Regions from separate parts of the Homo sapiens genome. Here region 2 is linked to region 1. A link is an interaction called in ENCODE POLR2A ChIA-PET data of the cell type or tissue named here. Cell type or tissue: A673. All regions are shown on one strand. Each heading gives the region's core, and the rest is flanking DNA. Links, peaks and the distances in the headings are about the cores only. Region 1 holds the start of LOC124905125 (a long non-coding RNA gene). Region 2 has its middle 29 kb from the start of NFAM1.

Region 1 (5,366 bases), core at 107-5,106:
GATTACAGGCGTGAGCCATCGTGCCCGGCCCAGCCTTGACCTTTTTAAAGGTCCCTGTTGGTCCAAATTTTCTCCTGAAAATCTAGACCATTTCACATCCATGAGGAGGGATTATATGGTCCAGTTTGCAGATAGGAAAAGAGAGGCCCTGTGAGGTAATGGGATCCGGCCCAAGATACAACAGGTGGGTGGTGGAGCTGGGCGAACCCTGGGCTCCTGCGCTTGGCGGCCATGCCTGCCCAGCAGAATGTCATTGGCCCGGACCCCCTCCTTGGGAGCGGAGAACTCGGGGACTGATGCCAGGCCCCACTCCCTGGTTTCATCACTACTCAGATTTTCTCCCCAACTGTTCTCTCATTTTGATAAGAGGGATCCCAGACAGACTCTGGAAGCGCCGTTTTGCGGGTGGGAACTGAAGGGAAAAGGCCTCTCTCTGAGCCTGTGTTTCGGGCCAGCTTTTCCTGAAGGAGGGTCTGATTCCCACCAGGTCCCCAGGGCCCTGGCCGGTGGGGGCAGGCCTGGCTGAAGTCTCGCTTCCTCCTGGGGCTTCCTGCAGGCCCCTTTCACTTCCTGCCTGGTAGCCAGAGGCTGGGGGCTCCAGGAGGGGTTGTGGAGGCCCAGCTGGTGAGGCCAGGGAGGAAGGCCTGACCCCCCACTTTCGTTTCAGCAGGGATGGCTCAACACAGCACTATCCCTGCAAGCTGGTAGCATCTCACTGGGCCTCAACTCTCTGGGCCCCTCTTCCCATCTGCAAAATGGGGCTCTTGAGGCCCACCTAGCTGTCCTTGGAGATTGAAGAGGTCCTGTGGCATGTAGGGACAGAGGGACCCCTGCTAGAGCCAGGGAACGCCCCCAGCAGGGAGGTGTGAGCAGGCCTGGTCCTGCCCTCATGACCCGAGGGTGGGGAGAGAATGGGGGTGCGGTAGAAACGACTGCCCCAAATAGCGGAATAGCGGGGCAGAGTCGGGGAGCAACCGGGAGGAGAGAGATGCCAGAGTTCCCCGCCCCTACGCTTTCCTCCCGGGACTCCGAAGGGCGCTCAGTGGTTGGCGTGGGGGACGGGGGGAGGGACGCTACTGGGGTCCCGGGACCCAGAGGAACCTTGGGCATCTCTCCACTCCCCTAGGCTGCGGATAATCTGGGATCCAGGCCCGAATCCAGCGACTTCGGGGCAAGCGAGTCTCTGCGCGGCTTCCGCCGTCAGCCCCGGCCACCACCGGCCCCGGGAGATTTGGACGTGGGGCGGGGGTAGGGGGTGCTGCCAAGGGGCGGGGTCAAGAAGAGAGGCGGGGCTGAGGGACCCCCAAGCCTCAAGGTGGCCGGAAAGGGGCGGGGCCAGCGGCATGCCTAAGGGGTGGAGTCAAGGCCAAGGGGCGAGGAAAAAGCTTGGGACCGGATAAGGGGCGGGACCAAGGCCAAGGGCGCCTGCTTCGGGCTCCCGACCTCTGCGCCCTCGGGAGTCCGGGTCCTCACGCGCATCCCGAGCCCTGGGGGCCTGGATGCGGCCCACGGCCCCGACTCAAGGGCGAGGCTCAGGGGGGAGGGCGCAAGACGCCTCCGCACAGAACTGTGACCGAGGAGCAGGGGGGCTGCCGGGGAGGGCGCACCTGTCCCCGTGCACGCGCTGTGGCCTCCGTGGAGCTCTGTCCTCTCTTGGTTCCCGCGCTAAGGTCTCGGTGTCCGCTCCGGATTCGCACGTACACTGAGGGCTTTGGAGCCTCCCAGTCCCGCCGCTCCCTGGCGACCTCAGGAGCCCGGGCGCCCCCTCCCTCCCACGGGCAGCTGGAGCCTGAGTCAGAGTTGCCTCGCGGGAGACAAAGACAGCCGTGGGCCCTCCCTCCAGAACCCCTCCTGGTATCGGCATTTGCACCAGCAGGGAGCCCAGAGTCCCCAAGAGCCTCTGCTTCTTGGGTAACTGCATCATTGAGGAAATGGAAGTGAAATTAGCTTAGGAATGAGGCCTTGGAGGCTTGTGGGTGGCATCCGCGGTCACGGTCTTCTCAGCCTGGCTTCAGTGTCTCTGGGGCCCACTGCTTCTCCCTGTAACCCTGCCGAAATGCTGGTAGCCCATCTTGCAGATGACAAAACTGAGGCCTAGAAAGGTTGAATGGCCCTGAAGAGCAGGAATTCCAACCCGGTCAGCCTGGCTCCAAAATAAAGGATAAAGGCTGGGCGCAGTGGCTCGCACCTGTAATCCCAGCACTTTGGGAAGCCAAAGCGGGCCGATAACTTGAAGTCAGGAGTTCGAGACCAGCCCTGCCAACATGGTGAAACCCCCGTCTCTACTAAAAATACAAAAATTAGGCCGGGCCCCGTGGCTCACGCCTGTAATCCCAGAATTTTGGGAGGCCGAGGCGGGCGGATCACCTGAGGTCAGGAGTTCGCGACCCGCCTGATCAATACGGTGAAACCCTGTCTCTACTAAAAATTACAAAAATTAGCCAGGCGTGGTGGCGTGCACCTGTAATCTCAGCAACTCCGGAGGCTGAGGCAGGAGAATCGCTTGAACCTGGGAGGCGGAGGTTGGAGTGAGCCAAGATCGCGCCACTGGACTCCAGCTGGGCGACAGTGTGAGACTCCGTCTCAAAACAAAACAAAACAAAAATTAGCCAGGCATGGTGGCGGGTCCTTATAAATCCCAGCTACTCGGGAGGCTGAGGCAGGAGAATTGGTTGAATCCAGGAGGCAGAGGTTGCAGTGAGCCGAGATCACACCACTGCACTCCAGCCTGGGCAACACAGAGAGACTCCGTTTCATAAATAAATAAATAAAACCTAGAAACTCTGGGCATGTGGGGCTGGAAAGGGGTTCCAGGAAGAGAGGGCAGCCTGCGTGACCAGACAGGGGGCAAATGAGCCTGGGTCAGGTGTTGGCAAGGGCCCTGTCGTGGGGTAGGAGTGCCTCCCGGGTGTGCTGAACTGGCCAGAATGTGGATTCGGGACTCATAGTGCAGGTTCCAGGCCAGACCCTGCCCTTCCTGGCTGTGTGCCAGTCACAGCAAGTCACTTCCTCTCTCTGAGTCTTGAGTTTCTCTCTAGGAAATCCCAAACCTTTCCCAGGGCTCAGCAGAGCTGGCAGACTGGTCACCCACCACCTAAAATGGGGACACTGAGGCCCAGCACAGGCTGTTTGTCATGTCCACACCTCTCAGGGCCCCCAGCCTTCCCCAGCCAGAACTGAGCACCAGGTGAGGGCTGGACATGGAGGAAGGCCGTTCGTGCACAGGAGCATGTATGCTGACAAACACGTGTGCACACACATGCCCACCGTGCAGGGAAGGCCCTCATAGTCATGCTAGCCCCAGACATGCACACTCTTGCTGTCACCCAAACACGCGCAGACACCCGCACACTCGAGCTGCCAGCATTGGGAGCTGGGGGCGGGGCGGGTGCCCTTCAGGAGCAGGGACTCGGCTCCTCTGCCCGCCCCGCGGGGCTTGCTGCAGATGCCAGGGGTTATTTTAAGCCTGGATCAATGGATGAGTTTTGGTGACACAGGCTTAGTGGTAGTGGAGGGGGGCAGGCAGAAGAGATAAGGGGTGGCTGCCCTGGAGCCTTGATGGGGTGAGAGACCCCGGGGTCCAGGGCAAAGGGGTCACTCCTCGGCCGGGCTGCTCTATCTCCAGATCCCCTCACCCGGCACATGGCCAGGCACCTGGGGCAGTGTCAGCTGAATGGGCGATCAGATCCCAGGACTCAGCCAGTCAGGGTCAGCTGGGCTCTGTGTTCACAGCTGCCCTCTCCTGCTCCACTCACTCCCCGCGGCCAGGTGTTCCCATGGAGAGAAGAGGGTATCCAGTGCCTGGCACAGACCCAGTAGTTATGGTTACCTATGGCTGCTGGCTGACCACTGAATCAGATTGAGACGGGGAGGAAGGTGTGTGTGTGGTGGGGGGTGGGGGGTGGTGTTGGGGGTTGGACATCAGTCCCTGGGAGGGGCTGGAATCCACTTCCTTCATTGGACAAATGGCTGTCACTATGTATATGTATGTGAAGGCCTGATGGGGTCAACATGAGGAAAGCACCCAGTGCCAGGACGGTGGGGGCAGGAGGGTGTCCAGGAAGGGGGAGCACTGGGAGACTTGCTCTGACCCCTCACTCTAACTTGGAAGAGGCCCCAGTTCCAAGGGGGCAGAGACAAGCCTCTTTCAACCCAGTGCCCGGCAACGGGTGGGAAAGGTGGGAGAAGAGGCCCCCCTCAGAGCTCCTGCAGCCTCCAGGGCAGTGGGCAGAGGGCGGTGGGGACTTCAATACCAGTGATACGGGTTGTGCCACGGATTCCATTTCTAGGAATGGCCCTAAGGAAAGGAAGCAGGAAAGGACGCTCCAGAAAGTAGAGCTCAGAAGCTCTGAGAAGAATCACAAATGAGAAGGTTTTTTTTTGTTTTTTTTTTTTTGTTTGTTTGTTTGTTTTTTTAAGACGGAGTCTCAATCTGTTTCCCAGGCTGGAGGGCAATGGTGTGATCTCAGCTCACTGCAAACTCTGCCTCCCAGGTTCAAGCGATTCTCTGGCCTCAGCCTTCCGAGTAGCTGGGATTACAGGCATATGCCACCATGCCCAGCTAATTTTTGTATTTTTAGTAGAGGTGGGGTTTCACCATGTTGGTCAGCCTAGTCTCCAACTCCTGACCTTGTGATCCACCTGCCTCAGCCTCCCAAAGTGTTGGGATTACAGGCGTGAGCCACTGCCCCCAGCCAAACGAAAAGTTTAAGGATGGCAAAAAGTAAACCACAAACTAGTTACAATCCAGCATGTAAATGTGGCATATTTTAGTGTGGTTGTCTCTGGACATGGGATTAAAGCAATTTCATTTAATTCCTTTGTTCATCTGTGTTTTTTCTTCTAAACTGGTAATAAGGGGTCCTTTAATGAGGGTGGGTTTTCGGGGCTGGATGGGAAGTGTGTGTACATGTGTGTGCACATGTGTGTGTGTAGGTGGAGGGAGCAGGCTGTCTTTGGCCAGGGCACAAGGAGAAGCTCTGAGTGGGGAGGTCACCTCCTCTTCCTGTCTGAACCCATTAATACCTGAAATTAGTCTGTCAGCCCCTCATGTCAGGCAACAGACTTGATCCTCCTTAAAATGTAAATCCTTCCTCTTCTTCTCCCCCACCTTCTCCACTTTCATAAGCTGGTCCCAGTTGCTGAGAGAAGGACGGATGGAAAGGGGACCAGGAGGGACCCTAGGGAGCCCCAAATGTTTCATCTCACAGAAACTAGGCGCTGGAGTCCTTTCATTCATTTATTCATTCAGCAAATGCCGACAGAGGCCTGAGCTGCACACTGGGTGAATTGCACGCCCAGTCCTTGCCCTCCTGCTGTTTCCGTCTGGACAGAGGGAGGTTCCATATCGACCCCTATCTCCTGGA
Region 2 (5,366 bases), core at 139-5,138, 540 kb before region 1:
GACAATGGAATAAACCTCTCTACTTATTAACCTTTTTCTTATTTACTCATTTTTTTTTTATAGAGATGGCATCTCACTATGTTGCCCAGGCTGGTCTCGAACTGCTGGGTTCAAGCAATCCTCCCACCTTGGCCTTCCAAAGCACTGGGATTACAGGTGTGAGCCATGGTGCCTGGCCCTGTGTAGTTATTATTCACCTTCAACAAGTACCGACCCATATCTCATATTGTTTCATCCATGATCCTTCCTATAGCTCCCCACTCTGAGATTATTTTGAGGCAAATCTCAGACACCATATCATTTCATCCATAAATATTGTTCAAATCTGTCTATTCTAGCCAGGTGCGGTGGCTCACGCCTGTAATCCCAGCATTTGGGGAGGCCGAGGTGGGTGGACTGCTTGAGCTCAGGAGTTCAAGACCAGACTGGGCAAAATGGCGAAACTCTGTCTCTAGAAAAAATACAAAAATTAGCCTGGTGTTGGTAGCTTGCACCTGTAGTCCCAGCTACTTGGGAGGCTGAGCGGGGAGGATCGCTTGAGCCCAGGAGGCAGAGGTTACAGTGAGTTGAGATCACACCACTGCACTCCAGCCTGGGTGAGGGATTGAGACTTTATCTCAAAAATAAATAAATAAAATTAGCTGAGCATGGTGGCATGCGCCTGTAGTCCCAGCTGCTCGGGAGGCTGAGGTGGGAGGATCTCTTGAGCCCAGGAGGCAGAGGTTGCAGTGAGTCAAGATTGCACCACTACACTCCAGCCTGGGTGACAGAGCAAGACCCCATCTCAAAAAAAGAAAAAAAAAATCGGTCTATTCTTGGTGTCATGATGTCTCACTATCTTCTTGAGAGTTTGAATCTTTTATTTTGGCCTTTAATCATCACGAACATTCTTATTCGATATTCGCTTTTGGCCTGCTATTCTGTTATCTCAGAGTCTCGGCCTCTATTCCTTCTGTGTGTACTGTCTGTCCCTGTGCTCCAGGTGACCCCTTTCCTTGTGTGTACTGAGATTTGATTGTGAGCTCATCTTCAGTGGAGCATGTTTTTCGCGTGGGAATTTCCTGCTGCTGGAGTTGTAGAAATACCCCTCCACAGCCATTTTGCAGCTGCCACACCAGGTGGCCCAGAGTTAACACCAGCCTCGTACCAATTTTCTTCTCTTGGCATAGGAATCCCAGGCCATGCATGAAGTACAAATTTGGACCTCAAACCCCCTCAAAGCACAGATATGAGGCTTGGATTTTTCAAGGGATCCTTTTGTAGCATGTCCCCCAGGCCCCCACTGCTCTATGCTCCTGCTATGATAAACAAGCTTTCTTGTTATCTCCCTGTGCCAGAGGGTAGGTTTTTTTCTAGCCCATCTTTCACTGAGAGATTTGCCCTCAGAGGAGTCTGGCTTTTGCAAGGAGGCATAGATTCACCTCTCTACTCCTGTCAGCTGAAGATCTTATCTCCAGTCTCAACACAGCCACCAGAACCAAGGCCCCTGGTTGCTGGCTCTGATAACCCCTGCCTTCTCTTACGTGCCTCCTGGAGGCAGCTGTGGGACAGAACCCTGTGCTTACCATTCTGGCTTTTCCCTCTTTGTTTCTGGCCCCTGGGGATATTCCTTTCTTGCTTGCTAACTCAGCCACACACTGGCATTTTATTTATTTACTTAGATTTTATCATGAATTTCTATGTTTTTGTAGGGAGAGGTTTTTCCCATGACCCTAGTCAAATATAATGTTAGACTGGAGTTCCTTTCATTGGTAAAGCCAGTTTAATTTGGTTTTATTTCTTCCTTGCAATTTAAAAAACCTAACTGATCAATGATTGCAGCAACAGGCTCAGATCAGACCCACCTGCCAGCAAAGCTGCTGCAGAGGTGCACCTGTCTCTCTCTGAGCCTTTCCTCGCTAAGGAGCCTGCACCTGCACTGGACAAAGGCAGGTCTGCTCACAACCCAGGATTCACAGGTGACTCAACACTTCAGTCTGAATGCAGCCCCCTGCAGAGCCTTTGAGGACAGAGCCTGTGCCCTTTATTTGGTCCAGATCGGCTGCGGTTTTTGCTGCAGGAAACTTGCTGGACAGTGAGTGCTCTGTCATGTTCCCATTTTGCAGAAACTTCAGCATTCTGGATTTTGCTATGATATAGCCACTCTGTCATTTTTTTCTTTGTAAATAAGCAACATCATCCATAATACTGATTTGTAGAACTGCCACTAAATAGCCAGCCAGCAAAAAATGACCCGCGTCTTCATAACCTAGTTCTTTTCCCGGCAAAGAAGAATCTAAGAGATGGAGTATATTTCCCCCTGTCACTGCTATAAATCTTTAGCCCTTGTGCACAATCACTGCTGTGCCATTGCTCATGTTCTTGGCTCGATGAGGGCCCACACTTGTCCCTTCCAAGCCCGTCTCTGCTCTGCTGCCAAACCGATGAGAGACATAATTTGGGCAGGCCATGACCCTGTCAAAAACCCTCCTCAGAAGGGCTTTTCTGTGGGATGTCCTAAAGTTAGTTATGGTGACACAACTCTGTCAATATACTAAAACCCATTGACTTGCATACTTTAAGCAGGTGCATTTTACAGTATGTAAATTCAACCTCAATAAAGCTGTTTGTTGGTTTTGAGACGGAGTCTCACTCTGTCAACCAGGCTGGAGTGCAGTGGCGCAATCTCTGCTCACTGCAACCTCCGCCTCCCGGGTTCAAGCAGTTCTTGTGCTTTGGCCTCCCAAGTAGCTGGGATTACAGGTGTGCGCCACCACACCCAGCTAATGTTTGTATTTTTAGTAGAGCTGAGGTTTCATCATGGCCAGCCTGGTCTCGAACTCCTGATCTCAGGTGATCTTTCCACCTCGGCCTCCCAAACTGCTGGGATTACAGGGGTGAGCCACCACGCTTGGTCTGTTTGTTTGCTGTTTAAGTGTATGAGAATTATAGGGAGAAAACCTGCAAGGCACCCAAGCCCTGCTGGAGCTGGTCCTCCACGTGACCTTAATCTCTAGCCATAGCAAACTTCTTACTGCTCCTCTCAGGCACCACCATGCTCCACGGCGCCCATGACCTTCCACAAGCTGTCTCTTCTACCTGGGATGTTACTGCCGCCACCATCTCCCAGCCAACTCCTAGTTATCGTACAAAGCCTAGCTCTAACTTCGCTTTCTCCAGGAAGTTTCTGTGACCCTCGGTGAGTCTCGCAGTATCCTGGTTTACCTTTGCCACTGCTCCCATCACATCAAACTGACACTTTGTCCCATAGGACTGTCAAAGGGTCTTAGTCACCTCCGCATCTCTAGGACCTGTCTTGGTGCCTGGTACCTCCAAGATGTCAATGTTTGCTCAACTGGCCCCAGCTGATCTCGTGGGTCTCCTTATTGAATATTGAGCCCGCTACAGAAAGCAGGTGCTGCATCCGAGGAGCATTTAGGCGGCGCCAGCTCACCTCAAGCTACAGAAACATGTGGTCCTAATTCCTTCCTCGCTCTCCTCTTTAGCTTTTTCTTAACCTCTGATTTCAGTTACCAATTAGCAATTTAGCAAGAAACACCTTCTTTGTCTTTCCGAAATGTGTCTCTACTAAGGTACCTTTTCCTTGGGGTAAAAAAAAAAAATAGGGGACGGGATATACTAAGTGAATGGGGGAGGGGAGCCAATTAACATTCAGCTAAGAAAGAAAATGATTTCTCCTATCAGTAGTAAAAACTGACAGCTCTATCAGAAAACGAGCCCGGGGAGCCACAAAGCCTGGCAAGGCAGGGTGGGGAGGGAGGCGTCTGCAGCCCTAATCAGGAGTGATAAAGATGGCTGAGGGCAGAGTCCGCTGCTGGGAGCCAGGGAATCCAAAGGATTCAGGCGTCCAAAGGAATCACCTCGGGAGGTGGAACAGTTGCCTTCCACCTCCTCCCTCCTGTCTGATCTGGCCCCAGGCAAGAGGACTGGTACTATTCAGGTTTTATACCTGAAACTTACAGCTCCGACTCTCCAAACGGCCTCTCTCTATGCACTCCTTTCCTCTGACCTTATCATAAAAGGCGGCCACGTGCTGTCTATTCATGGTAGCAGGATGGTCTGGGGAGAGGAGGCTCCATGCGCGAATTCCAGGGTTGATGAAATTGCTCCGGCCCTCTGGATCTCTCCCCGCCATGAATGAATAAACGGGTTTGGGGGCAGGGTGGTGAAATCAAACTCCAGTGTTATCTGACATACAAGTTCTTTCTTGAGTGCCACATAGGTAATTTGTTATAAATCAGAGCTTAAACACCAGATCGGATTTCACAGAACTCAATTCCATCGCTTTAAGATGAGAAGACGTGCAGAGAAGGATGGGAGAAACACCCCCATTCGGCCTGGCAGAAAAGATATTTAGCGTTTTAAAATGTAACCATTGATCTTCTGCTTGAAATACAAATGCATTTTGCTAAAAAAGAAGACGTCAGTGAGATTGAGACAGGAAGTGATGGAGAGAAACCAAAGGCTCGAGCAGGTTGTTTAATTGGAAACAGCGAGAGGCTGTTTTCGGTCACATTTTGTGTACAGTTCCAGGCCACGCTCCCTCTCTCATATACGATCATGAAACATAAAGACACGGGAACAAGTTCAGTGCCTGAGAGCATCGACGCCTCCCTTGAGGTGTGTGTGTGCCCATCACCAGGATGTAGGGAAAAGGAATAGTCTCAGCCTGTGTACAGACTGGGATTTCTGCAGACGCTAGTCTTCAGCAGACACCAATGGGGGAATGCAGAGAGGTCCAGGCCCCGCATCTTCAGAGACTATAGCTCCGGGGCTGTGGTTTTCTGAATCACTCCCAAATGCTTTTGAACTGGGTTTTTTTTTTTTTTTTTTAATTAGGTTTCTTGTCTAAAATGCTCTACATTTTTAGTGTTCTTAGTACAGGAGGTATAACAAGGCAGTTAAGCATTTAATACTCAAGAATTGGGCTGGGCGCAGAGGCTCCAACCTGTCATCCCAGCACTTTGGGAGGCCAAGGCAGGTGGATCACCTGAGGTCAGGAGTTCGAGACCAGCCTGGCCAACATGGCGAACCTCTGTCTCTACTAAAAATACAAAAATTAGCTGGGCGTGGTGATGGGCACCTGTAATACCAGCTACTCTGGACGCTGAGGCAGGAGAATTGCTTGAACCTGGCCAGCAGAGGTTGCAGTGAGCCAAGATTGCATCACTGCACTCCAGCTTGGGCAACAGAGCGAGACTCCATCTCAATTAAAAAGAGAAGAAGAAGAAGAATGTGTCTTTCGAGATACACTGATGATTTTTGAGGTTAACAGCAAGGAAACGCTAGCTGTTGTAATAAATAAATCCCCTAATATAAATCCCCAAATATTAACGTCTTAACCCAAAAGACATGTGTTTCTCACT

Evidence for each region. ChIA-PET counts read pairs that join two places held together with the same protein. Peaks named below come from ENCODE experiments on the same cell type or tissue, not always from the same donor. Only the 100,000 strongest peaks of a DNase experiment are listed, where the experiment ranks them.
Region 2: POLR2A ChIA-PET joins it to region 1 with 5 read pairs; 3 of 35 experiments call an interaction of 5 or more read pairs at or near these places.

What each region holds. Positions count from the first base shown.
Region 1 is chr22:41,915,960-41,921,325 of GRCh38, reverse strand. LOC124905125 (a long non-coding RNA gene) reads left to right here and starts at 2,664. Exons shown (of 2, transcript XR_007068113.1): 1 at 2,664-3,876; 2 at 4,290-4,815. RefSeq lists enhancers at 587-656, 737-816, 1,769-2,272, 3,387-3,476, 3,487-3,646 and silencers at 1,257-1,726, 3,877-3,936. In A673, for the core only: no CTCF peak of the experiment used is centred there; DNase peaks (open chromatin) are centred at 1,355, 1,865 and 2,995; H3K4me3 peaks cover 525 bases; H3K27ac peaks cover 533 bases; H3K27me3 peaks cover 44 bases.
Region 2 is chr22:42,458,304-42,463,669 of GRCh38, reverse strand. No RefSeq gene overlaps it. Among named protein-coding and RNA genes, the nearest start is that of NFAM1, 29 kb to the right of the region's middle. RefSeq lists an enhancer at 5,364-5,366. In A673, for the core only: no CTCF peak of the experiment used is centred there; no DNase peak of the experiment used is centred there.